Regions from separate parts of the Mus musculus genome. Here region 1 is linked to region 2. A link is a loop called in an ENCODE intact Hi-C map of the cell type or tissue named here. Cell type or tissue: left cerebral cortex. All regions are shown on one strand.

Evidence for each region. Hi-C counts contacts between places; a loop is a spot of excess contacts. Peaks named below come from ENCODE experiments on the same cell type or tissue, not always from the same donor. Only the 100,000 strongest peaks of a DNase experiment are listed, where the experiment ranks them.
Region 1: it touches region 2 in a loop (2.3-fold over the local background); 3 of 42 quality-filtered maps call a loop at or near these places.

The regions. Positions count from the first base shown.
Region 1 is chr8:34,678,389-34,686,388 of GRCm38, forward strand. No RefSeq gene overlaps it. Among named protein-coding and RNA genes, the nearest start is that of Gm46069, 7.6 kb to the right of the region's middle. In left cerebral cortex, CTCF peaks have their summits at 4,990 and 6,197; DNase peaks (open chromatin) are centred at 1,769, 4,056, 4,982, 5,563 and 2 more places; H3K4me3 peaks cover 451 bases; H3K27ac peaks cover 1,729 bases.
Region 2 is chr8:34,607,810-34,615,809 of GRCm38, forward strand. All of the region lies in intron 2 of B930018H19Rik (RIKEN cDNA B930018H19 gene), which reads right to left. It overlaps Gm34096 (a long non-coding RNA gene), which reads left to right. Exons shown (of 3, transcript XR_001778547.2): 2 at 1,079-1,190. Among named protein-coding and RNA genes, the nearest start is that of Gm34096, 5.1 kb to the left of the region's middle. In left cerebral cortex, no CTCF peak of the experiment used is centred here; DNase peaks (open chromatin) are centred at 4,720, 5,492 and 6,570.

The DNA.
Region 1 (8,000 bases), 71 kb after region 2:
GTCCGAACTCAAGTCAGTGTCTGGCAGCCTGGGCAAGACTCACCCAGGGAAGACAAGTGTGGCTAAAAATCGAAACGGTCCTGTTGGGTAGGACTCTGAAGAGGTCTGTCTGACCCCAGCTTAGATTTTCATTTATCTGTTTGTACCCGAGAAGGAACTGTGCAGAAGAGCGGTCAGGAAGGATGGAAAACAGAAAGCCACATCTTATACGAGTCCTGAGGTGTACCCACAGCCTGAGAATTTACCATCCCCCTGAAGACCTGAACAGTCAAGAGGATAGTCTTCACTCCCACTCTCGAGCAGAAACATAGGTATCTAGAGAAATTCATAATACAAACAAAGAGTAAAATGCACGTGGCAGGCGTCTTCACTCGTATGTCTTTATCAACAACAGTTGGAGTGATTGCAATTTATGAAAGAAATCCCGAGATGACATCGTCTAGTGTCTAAGAGAACCCATGTCTTTCACCAGGACCCACAAGGGGATGTGTATATGCAAGTATGTGACTAGAAGAGAGAAAGATAGCGCAGTTCAGCTGGGTCCATATCAAGTTTGAGGAGGAAAAGCCCATGTGGTAATGTGCCACCAGCACCCAGTATGGCAAATGCCAGTGAGCACTGGTACCATGCTTCCTACAGAGAGACCTGTTCTCACAGCGATCTTGTTGGCACCCTCCAGCTCTCCACTGAGCATGCGCTATGCAGGAAAGCCCATTCCTCACTCAAGTCTCAGATGTTCTCCACTGGAAGCCACCAACACGGCGTCTTCAGCATGGTTGGAAAATAAAACTAGCTATGCAAGCATCACGGTCAAGGGGAAACTCAGGTTCTTTCTGGAGTTTGTTCACTCTGGCATGAGGCTATGACGAAGTAATTGATTAGTTTCGATAGACGATCGGGAGTGGAGAATGCTTCTAGACTCATTCCAAGATGTTGAAATAGCGAAAGAAAGAAAGAAAGAAAGAAAGAAAGAAAGAAAGAAAGAAAGAAAGAAAGAAAGAAAGAAAGAAAGAAAGAAAGAAAGAAAGAAAGAAAGAAAGGGGAGGGGGGAGGGGGGAGGGGGAGGGGACGGGAGCGGAGGGGACGGGAGCGGAGGGGACGGGAGCGGAGGGGACGGGAGGGGAGGGGAGGGGAGGAGAGGAGAGGAGAGGAGAGGAGGGGGCAGATGGCAAAAGATAATAAAAAATAGATTCCTGAACTCAAAAAAATAATAATAAAATAAAATAAAGAATAAATAAATAAAACCACAGCAGCTTTTAGCTGTCGTTGGACCTCTGGAAGTTTCAGCGTAGTGTTTACAAAACTAAAATAGAAGTTATGACAGCTCATTATGTTTAAAGATGAATATTCATAAGCATGCAGGGGTGTTTATGAGAGATTGCATTTTCTGTTTTCTCCTGAAAAAGCCGTAGATCTATGTGATACTTAGAGAAACTGACTAATTTTTCTTAAACGCTTAATCTCTTGGGAGCGAGCTTCATTTATCTTTTATCCCCCCTCACAATAGCCCATGAAAGAGGCTTTGTCGGAAAAAAAAAGGGTGCTTGTGGTGGTCATGGAACATATGTCTCAGTAATCCAAGGACAGAAGTCAGTTGTCCTGTCTTAGAAAGGAGCCCTGACAACCTCCCTGCACCCGGGGCACACCATTTGTTCGGCGGCCATGTGGGCCAGCATCCTGGCCGGGCGCCGAAGCCCAGTGCAGCCGCGGCAGGCTCCCTGGCAGGGCTTCCTGAGTCAGCAGTCTCCTCTCCACAGAGCAGATGGGCCAGCCCTCAGGGAAAGGAAGCTCTTCTGAGAGTCTCCTGTCTTCATTCTTCCCAAATGGGCTTGGCTATAAAAAGCAAATTAAACAGCCATTGTTCCTTTCCTCCATGAAGCTGACATCCTAACATCCTGCCTAGTACAGGGCTCCCGGATGTTTGCTGCTGGCCGAGTGACGCTTGCCACTGCACCAACAGTAACATAAAAATCACTCTCGAATTCCACTCTGGAATGATATTTGTCTGAAACGCCACTGCTTTCTTTTTGGTTGTGACTACACAGCAGAAGAGAGCTTTCTCACTGGTCTTAGTGTCTTCTTCCTGCCTCCCGCGGGTTTGCACATGGACTTTGGGCCTTATAATCCTAGGAGAGTGTGGAGACTCGACCCTCAAACTTTCCCATTCTAGAGTACTCTGCGGGCGGGTGTACTGCCTGTGTAACAGAGTATTCGATAATACAAACTAACCACCCTGCCTTTAACCTCAGCAGAAAACAACAATAGCAACCCTAAACAAAACCCCTTTTTGTCTCTCTGTCTGTCTGTTTGTTTGTTTGTTTTGAGATAAGATCTCGCTACAAATCCCTGTCTGTTCCAGAACACACTGTGTAGCCCAGGCTGTCCTCAAACTCACACAGATCTGCCTGCCTCTGCCAGAATTAAAAGTGTGCCTTTCCAAAACAACAGAGCAGAACGAAAAATAAAGATGCTCTGAGTCTTTGGGTTGTTTGATTGGCTTTGGTTTTTGGTTTCTGAACATGGGGTTTCTGTTTCTCTGGGTAGCTCTGGCTGTACTGGAATTGCAGACAGGGCTGGCCTCAGAGAGATTCCCCTGCCTCTATCTCCCGAGTGGTTGAGGCTCGGGGAGAAAAATCAAAAGTAAATCACACAGACAACTTCATACCTCAAGAGAGAGGCAAAGGGAAGAAGGAGAGACATGATGGGAAAAGCAGGAGAGGTATGGAGAGAGAGGCTCACACTCACTAATGCAATTGCGTGTGTGCCTCTTACTGTACTCTCCAGGACGAGAGACGGCTCAGTGGTTCACATGCTCTGGCAGAGAACCTTCATCCAACTCCTGTATCAGGTGACCCCCAACCTCTTGTAATTCCAGTTCCAGAAAGATGGACCTCTGGCCTCTAGGCACTAGCACTCTCCTGTCCATACCCACATACATTCAAATAATTAAAAATAAAATAAATTGTTTTAATTTTATTTTAAAAGGGTAACCTAGAAGAGCATCTACGTCACTTCTCTGAGCAATATCCATATATAAGTCAGCACCGGCCAAGTCACAGAACAAGACAGCCCCACTTGGGACATGAACCTATAATCCCACAATTGCCTTTAACCACGTGGTAACTAACCAGAGACAATGGAAACAAGCAATAGATTACACATCCATCACCCCAGACCAAGGTCCATCACTTTAACAACCCTCTGATAGCTTCAATACAAGATGCTGAAGAAGGACAGCTCTTAAAAAGCATGTCCCAGGACGGCGATAAGGATGCCTTGCCCAGATATCAAAGTAAATGGTAGAAAAGAAATTTTAAATGCTGTTTTCTGAAAGCCACTTGTATTACTTGTCCCACCAAAATGAACTGGGTGGGGTGGGGATGGGGGTGGGTGGTTGAGGGGAGGCGGTCTGGATTTTTATCAACCTCAATTCTCAAATTAAGACTTTCAGAATGAAATTTTGGCACACAGTTTTCTGAACTTTTCTGAACTTGGTCAAGTGGATTTATTCTAAGAAGAGGGGAAAGAGTTTCTGGTAAATAAAGTGCCAAAACAGGAAGCATGCCTATGACTGTGGAGCGGACTGCTGGAGGGTAGGAAGGTTCCTTCAGGAAGCAGCTTACGATGGTGCTCCATCCAGAGCTCTGAAGCAGCCTGGGTTTCTCCACTAAGCAGTAAGGGGCCCCAGCATAAAAGCACTAGTCAAGACCTCCCTGTGGCTGGTGGCCTCTGCCCCGTTACTGTAGTGTTGCTCATCTTACATGGCGGGAGATGCAATAATGCTATTATATTCCTGCGGCTGCTGCAACAAATTATTGTGACCATTACAACTCCTGAGCTGGGGTTATAATCCCAAAGTGCTTGCCTTGCATGCATGAAGTCCTGAGTTTAATCTCTTATCACAATAAATAGATCAACCCAATCGATTATCTTGAAATCGGTTTCTCTGCTGTTTCTACCTTTTAGGCGCCGCCTTCCCAGGTTGTGTCATAGCTCCCTCTTGCATTTGCAAAGGTAACCATAGCAGATGGGGCCCTTCTCACACTGAGTAACTCTGACTCACCCACGGCCTCCTTCTTCCACATTTTCTTGCATATGTGTGGCAGCAGAGACTGAACCCAGGGCCTGAGTATGCCCAGACAGTCTCAGAATTCGCAATCCTATTGCGTTAGCCTTCAGAATAGCTGAGATCGCAGGCCTGTACCACCAGGTCCTTCTCTCTCACACTTTTAAGCATCATTATCTGGATGCAGAGCCCACCTGGTGTCGAGGTCAGATGGTTTGCAACGCTGATGCCACATGCAACCTTTTGCCTTGTAATAGAGGAACTCACAGTTCTTGAGGGACATGAGCATCTTTGGGGGAGGGTCTCATCAGCCTAGCAGAGAAGCAACCCAAGATAAAAAGACCTAAGATAGGGAACTGTGCTCTCGAACACACATGGAGATATCCAGAGAACACCAAGCCATCAATGGTTGGCACTGGGTCCAAAGTCTTGAAGAAACCAAGGTGAGGGTGTTCACAGTGTGTCAAGGGAAGATGCCTTGAAATCAAAGAAGGAAGGAACAACCCAGAATTTAACACCTTCATTTTTTGAGACAGGGCTTCAATAAGTACCTCAGGTTGGCTTTTAACTCAACATCCCCCTGCCTCAGTCTCCTGAGTGCTGGAATTGTAAGCATGTGCCACTATGCCCGTCTCTCCTCCATCGATCTCTAGAAACTGGAAAGAAACTTAGGAAATCACATGCGGCTTAACCCATTATGCCCTGCCCCCATTTCTGGTATAACAGAAAACCAGCTGGGCAATGCAGCACTAGAAGGCAGCAGGAGAACCATGAGTTTGAGGCCAGCCTCGGCTACATACACAGCAAGACGCTATGTCAAAAGAACAAAGCAAAGCTAAAAAAACAACAGAGAACAAGGGGAGGGTTTGCAAAGCAAGCCATCATCTGCCTCGGCATTTCATTTTAAGCATCCCCGGTTTTCACACTACTGATTCTCACCCCCAGGCTCTCCATCTCTGACTCACTGTTCAACAGAGCTCTTTACAGCCCTGCCAGCTCAGGAGGCAAAGTTCTTGTGTGTACCAGTAAACACACCATTTCTCCCCGACAGAGGAAAAAGAAAGTGTGTGTGTGTGTGTGTGTGTGTGTTATAAGCATATGTGTATATATATATATATATATATATATATATATATATATATATATATATATGTGTGTGTGTGTATGCTTAATATGTACATATATATATGCTTATATCTGTGTTTATATGTGTTATATATAAGCTTTATATATATATATATATATATATATATATATGTTATATATACATATACATGCATATATACACAATACATACAAACACACACACACATATATATGTATACACATTAAGTAGACGTGAAGTCTTGGGCCTGCTAGGTTGTAATAGTACACAAGAGGCATCCACAAAATAGTTTGAGGGGATAGCAGTATATCTGTGCACAGTGACTGAAATCTATGGAGTCTTAGGCACCCACTCTGTCTCCTCTCATTTCATCCTCCTGGCCACCTTTCAAGAAAGCTTGCGCCAGGCAGTGGTGGTGCACACCTTTAATCCCAGCAGTCAGTGAGAGACAGAGGCAGGTGGATCTCTGAGTGTGAAGCCAGCCTGGTCAACAGAAGGAGTTCCAGGATAGCCAGGGCTACACAGAGAAACCCTGTCTTAAAAAGACAACAAAAGCAAGAGGGGGGGGGTTGCATCCTGTTCTAATTCAGTTTTCTACTGATGTGAAAAAGACTATAACTATAAACAACTTGAGGAGGAAAGGATTTACCCAGAAACATCTGCCTGGGGGTGGTGCCCAGGGCTGGGCCCTCCCACATCAACCATCAATCAAGAAAATGCCCCACAGGCCAATCTGATAGATACATTTTTTTTCCAGCTGAGGTTCCCTCTTCCCAGATGACCCAAGCGTCTGTCAAGGTGACAAGAAACAAAGCAGCACATGGGCATGACCCTCTGTGAGGTAGCCAGGGCCCAGAGCCGGGATGGAACCTGTAAGTCCTGTTTCCTCATGTTATCTGGCCATCACCCACTGCTGAGACTTTGCCTTTAGACCCTCACTCTAGGATGTCATAGCCATGTCTGTAGACAGGGACAGCAAAGGGCTCCTGCATCGTGGGTTTCCCGAGTGCTTCCTCACTGCAAACCACACCGTTCCCTTTGCTCTGTGGCATTCCAGCCCAAACAGCTTCAAGTCTTCCTTTTCCTAAAATGCATTTTCCTAATGTCCTTCCCTCCTTCCCTAATACTTAAACACTCCTGTTCTCAGTCACAGCAGCCCAAACCACTGGTCACGCAGCCATCAGGAAAAGCCCCCAATTATTCATGCCCTGTCTTTCTTCTTGTTCGTTCAAGTACATTTTTAATTTTTTTTCATCCAAAGTGTTCTCATGGGAAGGTTCTTTTACCCCAGACACCCACCCACTCCCCTCCTACCCTTCCCCATCTGGTCAACTCCTCTCATCATCGAAAACTGCCATCTGTCAAAACGGCTGTGTTATAAGTAATACACAAATCACTGTGGGGCGCTGAGATACTTGACTAATACCAGGTAGCAGCTTCTCCTGAATAAAATGGAAAGAAATGGCCTAACGTTACACTTCAGGAATGTAAATTCAACGGAAATGGGAAAATGCTAATTGCCAGTGGAGAAGGTTTCTTCTTCCCCAAAGGAAGCTACATACTGTCTGTCAAAGAAAAAGAACAGGTCTCCTTGAGCCTCTCAGCCTTCCCAGTTCCCTAGGTGCCCAGGTGCGCAACACCTCCAGTGTGAGGGTTTGAAAGGTGAACCGCTGTCTTTACAGGTGTGCTGGAGAAAGCCCTGGGTTCAGGAGAGCAATTAGAAGGAATGGTGGAGCAGAGCCAAGGCCAGATGAAGAGAGAGCTGCTGGCTCCCCTGTAGAAGCACATGGGTAAGGGCGGAAAGCATCCTTAAGAGCAGGGGAGAGGAGAGACAGCGGGTGGTCTAATGATGCCTCGGCATGCAGAGCGGAGGATACAGTTTTTTCAAAGAAGCTCACTTTGGTTAAACTGAAGGTATTTTATACTTTTTGCTTGAAAAGACTGTGGCACTTGGTACTGTTCCCAAGGGTAAAACTCTCTTGGTCCCAACTTTAAAGGCTTGGGGGAGGAATCAGTGGGAAAATTGGGCAAAAAAAGAAAGACAGGGGTTAGGGGGAGCAAACAAATAGTACCTCAAAACAGAACTAGTAGGGGTATAAGACCTTTACGAGCTCTGAAGCACCCAACTACGTGGAAGATCTTCCCTATGCCAAGAAGGAAAGAACATCACTCATTAGCAGCTTAGCAACTGGGATGTTGGAGGTATGACTTAGAGCTCCAAAAAGGGCAATCCTGAAAGAATTACATGTCCATGTGACAGTTGTGGAAATGAAGACATCACAGCCAAGAAAGCAGGGTAGTAGAGCCAGGTCAAAACTCATCTCTACTCCAAAGCCTGTGTTCTACCAAACCCTGGTATTGCTGAAGCCATTTTTCCATGATTCATGGTTAGGAAACTCAGACGTTTCAGCATTCTAAATCCTCAGAGTAAACCGCTCAGAGGCCAGCCCAAATGGAGGGGACTCTTCACCAGTTGCATTGAAGGTTTCTGACGGGACTTGTAAACGATAACCACTGTTAGCAGTCCGGGCTACACATCCCAAAAGGATGACCCTTCTCGACACCGCCCAGACTGATCTGAAACCCCTGGGCTGCAAAGATCCTTCTTGCTCAGCCTGCCTAACATCCATGTCCACAGGCAGCCTGGGCCAGTGCACTGACCTCCTGGGATGATCTAATTCTTCAACTAAACGCCCTACTCCCTCCTGGGTCTTCTGTTCCCTAGGTCTCAGAAACCTGTACTTCTAAACCTTGCTCAGCTGATTCTTGATCTGCTACCAGAGCTGGTACCCACACAGACATGAGATAAAAACAGACTTCAGATTTCCT
Region 2 (8,000 bases):
TAATGCCTGGGTTTTCTTAAGCTCTGCTTCTTTCAGACTTCTCTTGAGAATCCACACTGCTGCTTGTGCAGGCAGCTTTCCTTGACAGCTTTACCCCATAGTCCCTGCTTATCACTTGGAGTCTTTTATCTTCTGGCCATAACAGAGAGGATCCTTATTGGATTCCCAGAAAGCAGAAGCTGAGACAGTGAGTCTCAGGCAGTTTCTGCAAGCTTGGGGTGGAAGGAGGCTCAGGAGACTCACCAAGTTCAATGAGTTTGAGTTTGACTTTGCCCTCTCTGCCTTAATGTCGTTTCCCTTCTTTATAATGAGCTGCTTAGATCTCTACCACTTGAGCAAAGAACAGAGAACAAGCGAGGGGACAGAGTTCGTGAGCATGGGACAGTAGGCATCCTGTATTCTTGAAGTCTCACTTGGCCTGCCCCAAGAGAACTTCTGTGCATTGTGACATATTTTCAACTTCTGTGTTCTTCCCATCTCAGCCCAGCCCCACCCATCCACCACCATGGTAGGATGATGATACTCTATGTCCTGTACTTTGAGGGTCCCCCTTGTGATTGCTGTTCTCTGCTTTTTGATGGCAGGTGTTTGGGCCTGTGAGTCCAGTTCTCTACAATGATCCACCCTTAGTCAGGAGCTATTTTCTGTTTTTCAAAATGATAAAGGTGTGTGAATGGTACTCTATGCTATCAATGTTGGAATATTTGTTACTGTCTTTGAATAGACTTCCCTCACTATTTGTTAAACAACAACAACAACAACCAACCAACCAAACGAACAAATAACCATTCATTGCTTAAAGGCCACTTCTTCTGTGACCTTTAACAAAACCTAGATGCTCCATGACAAAGTTGCTACTTTCCTGCCCACATGGCTCTCTGAGTTTCCTTATGCTCTTGGCTTTATACTTCCTGTCCAGGTGCTTCTTTGATAGGTAACTATTGGTCGAGTAGCGCGTCCCTATGTGTTACTCTAGGATCCATCTTTTGTCTAGAGTTTTATGATTATTGGCCATTTCCAAGGAGATTGACAGTGTCATGATTTCATTAGATGCAAATCTCCTCCCTTTGTGTCATAGGAAGGCTGAGTCTTGGATACAGCCCATCTTTACATCTCTAGCTCCTTGCTTGGTGTCCAGGACTTAAAAGAAAATGCATTTGATGCAACCTGGAAAGCGCTCACAGGCCTAGGTAAGTAATGTCAAAAGTAGATAGCGTGAATTTAGGATTCTTTCCTTCTTCCATCAAAAACTTTCTTCCTCTTTGACCAGGGCAGGAAATTGCACCAGCAGGACTTCACTTCTATGTAGTATTTAAAGCTTTTGTTTGATATCTTATATCAGGGCTCCATCTAAAACTGTATCATCCCAGGAAACAGGGAGGGCACCACTTCTTGTTTTCTCCTCTTCCTTTTACCAAGTCATGATCAAAGGCATCACCCAATTATAATAGCAAATGTAACTATCTGTGAAATAATATATTTCAATGAAAATAGAGAAGAGACCATAGTGAGGATTAACATGGAAGGCACAATCATTTGATCATCTCCATTAAGATCTTATTTGTTGAGGTCCCTCTGTGTGGCCATCACTCAGTTAGGTGTTGAAGCTATTAATTACAAAGCCTGTAAGTGCTTGGTCTCTGCTCTCAAAGAGCCCATATATACATGAGTAAGTCAGGGCTTCTGTGCATGAAATAATCATAATATCTGATCGATACAAATTATCCTCTCTACTGGCCTGTCCCGTCTGGGAAAATTTTAGCACAAAGGGCCTAGGATGGCAAGTCTTTGGTATTTCTACCATTCATTGCAAATAGGACCCTGAGATAGTTATGTTCCTATGATTATGTAATAATTATTTACTTCTTAGCATTAGTATCAACCCCTGAAAGTCTCCACCTCTATCTGCTCGTTGACTCACAGACCACAAGCCTTCAGTTCATTGAGCTCACAAATGCTGCTCTGAGAATGAAGCCATGACTCTTTTAGCCCCAGATTCTTAGCCACAGCCTAGACTTTACTCTCTTCTATACTGTCCCTTGCCTTTTGTGGCCCCTGCGCTTTGCATGCTATATCTGAGAGCCAATGTGATCCCAGAGCAGTACTGAAAGCAGACACAGAAGGATCTGGGGAGCTCGCTCACTAGCCAGTTTTGTCAATCAATGAGTTCCATGCTCAATGAGAAATCATATCTCAAAAAATAAGAAGGTGATTCTTAAAAATATACCTAATATTGACTTCTAGCTTCTGTACATGCATTCATAGGCACATACATTTGTATGCACATGTGTAGACACACATGTACCATGCAAACACATATGTATACACACATGGAAGAGGGGGAAAGAGATGAATAGGGTGTTTGAGGGAAGCAATGATGATTTGGAAAAGAAGTGAATGAGAGGATTCACACAAGGTTTCCTAGAACAGGGACATGACCACTAACCAATGACAAAGCTACCTGGGAGACAATATTAAGCAAGGCTGTAGGAGGCAGGATGCATCAAATGATCAACAGATAGACTGTGATGTTTGTCCTGCATCCAGAATGCCAAACCACAGAACCAAGCAGTACATTCTGGCCAACTCTTACATCTGATGACCTATTTGAAAAATATTTGCTTCCTGCTCCTGAGACCTTAAGCTCCCAAGCTATAGAAGTCATGATTCCCCCAGTAGACAAAATAATGGCCCCATTGAACTAGAAGCTGAGTAGGCCAACTAGCTACATTAGGCTCTTTGTGGTTATGAAACAATAGCTTGATAAAGAGGTGGTTGTTACATATTGAAGGCAGAATAATAGATCCAGAATGCTGAGAATCCTGTGGGGCATCTCTTAAAATAGATACTTCCGTGGTGACAATGTCTGTGTGACTTTGTATAAACAAGACCATCAAAGGCTTAATATGTAGTATATAGCTCATCCACAGTATCAGTAGTTTTTCTTGTTGCAACAAAATGCCTGACAAAGCCAACTTAGGGAGAAAGGGTTTATTTTGGCACATGGATGTAAGGGATCCAGTCTGTCATCTTGTGGAAATCATGGTGGCAAGAGAGTTAAGTAGGTAGTTACATTATATCCATAGCCAGAACGGAGATAGAGATAAACGGTGCCCATACTTTGTCCTTTACCCTTTTTAGTCTGTCAAGTACCCCCCACCCCCACCCCAGTCCATGTGTTGGTACCACCCACATTTAGCTCTCTCTGGAAACACTTACAGAAATGCCCACAGGCATGTTGCCTAGGTGATACTACATCCAGTTGACAATGAAGATTCACTACTACACTTACTGGGTAAGAACTTTATCCAATGCAAAAGTAATAACTGAGAGCAAAGAAATTGGAAGTAAGAGGAGTGGGCCAGACTTAGCATCACTGTCACAAATGCCTGAGAGACATAACGTAAGGAAGAGAGATTTATTCTGCCTTGCCGGTTCAGAAGTTTGAGCTGCTGACCCTCCCACCTCCCAACTCCATGCTCAGGAGAGTGTGAGGGGACAGAGCAGCCTGGTGACTATAAATCTATACAACAGATTAATCTATTCATAAGCCAGTGACCTCATAATCTAGTCACAAAACCCCACCTCTGACCACTGCTGTGTTAGGGACCAGCCCAGCTTTCTGTGAGGTGCCATTTAAGGTGAATTATTCAGTATCCATCATTCAACTGCACTTGTATCAGAATTTAGTTATGAATTGAGTTATGTGGGAGCAAGACAGAGTGCAAGGCACCCATTTTTGTGATGTGGACCAGGGGAGATAGAGGCATGGTTCTACACCCTCAGTACAGTGATAATGTTCTGATTGGTTTCCTGATCTAAAAGCACTAGATCCACCAAAAGCAGTATGATTGTGTCACAGTCACTGTTTCACTATGGGGGTGGGGCCAGCCCCCTCAGCCACTCAGTGCTGCTATATGGCTTTGGAAATCCTTCCTAGGAACTCTGTCTAGTCTAAAGCATGCTCACCAACCTTCCTTACTACCCTCTTAGCTATACACACTCTTCATAGATTTGAGTGCTTAAACTTGCTAGAGTGGCTTCTACTGTGGACATCTTAGAATCCTGCCCTGAGTGCTGGCTCAGTATGGCCCCCACTCTTCTCATTCATGTGTCTCCATTCTTCCTTTCCCTGTTCTTTTCTTATCCCTTCTCACTTGGCATAAGGTTGGAGAATAAGCAAATGTCTTAGGTGGGTTTGCGTTGCTGTAAAGAGACACCATGACCAAGGAAACTCTTATAAAGGAGAACACTTAATTGGGGCTGGCTTAGAGTTTCAGAGGTTCAGTCCATTATCATCATGGCAGGAAGCACAGTAGTGTGCAGACAGATATGGTACTGGAGGAGGCAAGAGTTCTACATCTTGATCTGAACAAGAGGAGACTGTCTTCTGCAGGCAGCCAGGAGGAGGGTCTCTTCCATTCTGGGTAAAGCTTTAGCATAGGATCTCAAAGCCCACACCCACAGTGATGCACTTCCTCTAACAAGGCCACACCTCCTAAGAGGGCCAAGCATATTCAAACCACCACAGCAACCTTCTGGTCAATTCAGCAGTTTCACAGAGTGAACTTCTTCATGCATACCCTGGGCAACTGAAGGAGAATCCAGGCACAGGAGGAAAAGACTAGATTCTTTTACATTAGCTGCTGATGGCATAAACTACCTGCTGTGTAATTTGCTCAAAACCGCCTGCCATATCAGCAGTCTGCCTGAGATTGTCTTTGACAAAGAGGCTCCTACCTCAGAAGCATTTCAAACGATTCTAATTCTTAACAGCTACACAATAGGAAGTGGGAGGAAGAGGGGAGAAGGAGGAGGAAGATGAGCCATTAAGAATCACTCTGAAGAGCCAGAGGGAAGGCAAAGAGTTGAGTGGGTGGGGAGGTGGGGAGGATCTGGGAGGAATAAGGGGGAGAGGAAGCCACGATCAGAATATATTGTATAAAAAATATGTTATTTTCAATTTAAAAAGAAAAAAAAAAGACTCTGAAGCCAGGACAGTGGGGCTCATTGATTCATAGATAAATTACAAATACCAACATACCTTGGTCCAAAGCTATGGATTATCTCTGCAACAAGACCCTTGCTGTTCTGTATACTGGACACACAAATGTAAATCAGTCATATAACATTGTTAACTCGGGAGCTTCCAGCAAGTATTCTGCACAATGCTTAATGACAATGCTATTTTCTCTGATAAACAGATGAGAGGTGCAGATCAGCAATCAGATGCCCTGGGTTCTAGACTAATCTTCGTCTCCTCAGAGAGATGCTTCTCGTTAGAGACAGGCTGAGAATCACTGGGCGAGTTTGAGTCAGAGACAAATGAAAGAGGGGGTGGAAAGTTATTCTGCAAATGTTTGATGGTTCCCAAAGGTAAGGAAGGCATCCTGTGATCCTCATGACTCAGATCATTCCCCCAAAGACTTCACAGTCAGGAGTCCCAGAGGGCCTGACTCATCCTGATCTCTTCCTGAGCCCAAGTGGCTGGCCCGCATTGGATGACGGGAACTGTGGGGACTTTATGTAACTTCTAACTTTGGCTCTACCATCTGCTAGCTATACAACCACAAGCAGGTGTCCTCAACATCCTCACCATTGAGGTAAAGCAACGTTTCTGCCTTCTGTGCCTGTCATGCAGATGGAGTGAAAGAGTCTGTCTAAAGTGTCATAGTCGCGTAAGGTTCAATACCTGCATGCAGCAGCCACTCTAAAGAGCTGACAGCTTAACAGTGCCTCCAAATTTTTCCCCACCACCAGTGCTCTGCCCCATGGTTCTGTTCCATCCAACCTTCAAACAATCATCTCTAGGATGGACCAGCAAAAAAGGTCTCTAGTCTGTGACTTACAGTTTCAATGCAACTTCTATGTAATAAGATTTAGCGACACGGACTGCTTATTGTTTATTTAGGGAAGCGTTGGGGGTTGAATACAGGGCCTCACACACACTAGAAAGTTCACCATTGAGCCTCACCAGAGGCCCACTGGATCTTTAAAATGGCCCAGAGAATTGCTGTACTTGTCCATCCACTGAAGCTGTTTGTTGATGGTGCCCCCCACCCCACCCTGTGAGCCCCATACAGGCACTACTAGAAAGGACAGCTTCAGGCAAGGGAGATCGCCATGACTTCTCAGGTTATAGAGAGATGAGAACACATTGTACATGATAAGCCGTTGAAAACACAACTGTTTTTCCGGGCCAAGTACCTAGGAACAAAAGGGTATCTCAAGCCACAGCCAGGGGCATTGGCAGCCTTTGTAGTAGCCGGAAGGATCCTGCCAACCACATAAGAGCCACTTCAGCCCAGCAGATCACACTAAAGTCCTCAGTGTGCCAGGAGCATGGGGCATGGAGTGAAATGGAGCTGGCAGTGCTCATGTACGTGATAATAGCATTAAAGGCAAAGGACATGGTCTCAGGGCCGTAGCTTTCTCCCTGCCAATCGCATTTAAAGGGTCTGCAGAAAAGGGAACTCAGCTGGGATTACTTTGTGGGGCAAGAGGAAACGCTTTGTACTAAGGACAGTGTCGGGCATTTGCTTTACGGCTGGATGGACATGTCAAGCAGCTGGCAGTCCTTGGAGCACATCCTTGCCACCGCCAAGTAGGAACTGCCATTCTCCATGGCTCAACCATGAGTCCTCTCTAAGCCAGGAGCCAAGACTGTGTGCTGACAGACACTAGCTAGAGGGCTCGGGCACGTGTCATAGCAAGCTCCATGGCTAGCAAGGGAGCAAGGCAGCATCAAAGCCCTGTGACTTTTCTGGAAGTGTGGCTATAGCACCTATATGCAGTTAACATTCAGAAAGGAAAAGGAAAAAAAAAAGTCAGGAAAGGAGTAAGGAGAAAAGACGAAATCAAACAACATTCTTGGCATTTTTCAAACATCTGTGAAATCCTCATCATTATTTCTGATGTCAGTGTGACTGGGTTTAATAACTCAAAGAGGTGTGGATTCCTTTTAGAAGCCACATGCAAATGTGGCCGAGCTGACTAATCGACACACATAGCTATCTCCTTAGCTTTAGCGTTTAGCATTTTGACTGAAAACTCTCTTTACACACTTGCAGGCCATGTGTTATTGCTATTAGTGTTTCTCAAAACAAGCTGGAGTCAACCTCTTACTGCAATTCCCATTTGTAGCAAACCATCCCAATCCTAAATAGAGCAAGCCGGGGGGTGAGGGCACAGCCTTGACCAGGAGGAGCAGAGTATGACAGTATCGAAAGCTTTAATAAATATTAAATCCTCTTTTCCCCTTTTTTTTCAATATCCCAGCAACTGCAGCCCAAGATGCAGCAGGTAACAGAGCTGCAGCTCCCCAGTGCTGCTCTCACCTGGCCCTCTGCACTGAACAGGAAGCCACAGACTCCACAGGGCCTCCCCAGCCTGTGGATATGCTGTTGCTCACAGGGCAATCAGCTGCCGAACATGAGGAACTTGGGGACTCTGCTGTCTGGTCATCTCCTCACCTGTGAATGCCTTTCACCCCTGGGAGTGATCCTTGGCTTGCTGTTCTCCCAAAGAGCTCTAAACACCCCCCCCCCCGTCTCACTGGCCAGCGGTAGGTCTCTCCAGAACCCATCTTACTGTAGGTCCAAATATACCATCCTAGTACTGCTTGTAAGATCTGTATCCCTCCAGCTCGAATTGCTATAACTAGGCTGGTTCCCAGCAGACATACAATCGTGCCTTGGTATTGGTATAGAGGGTGGAAGTGGGGGAGGGAGATTGATTCCAGGACATCCCACAGATACCCAAATCCCAGATGTTTTAGTCCTTTGTATATAATGGCATGCATTTTCACAGAGCCTACACACTTCCTCCATATACTTTAAATCATCTCTAGATTACTCACAATACCTAATACAAAATAATCCTTTGTAAATAGTTATTATACTGGGGAGACAGAACCTGTAGAGACCATCTCCAGTAGATAGGTATGCCCCCCCCCCAGTTAAAGAATAGGTCCACCCACCCATGTCAAGAAGTTTAACCCA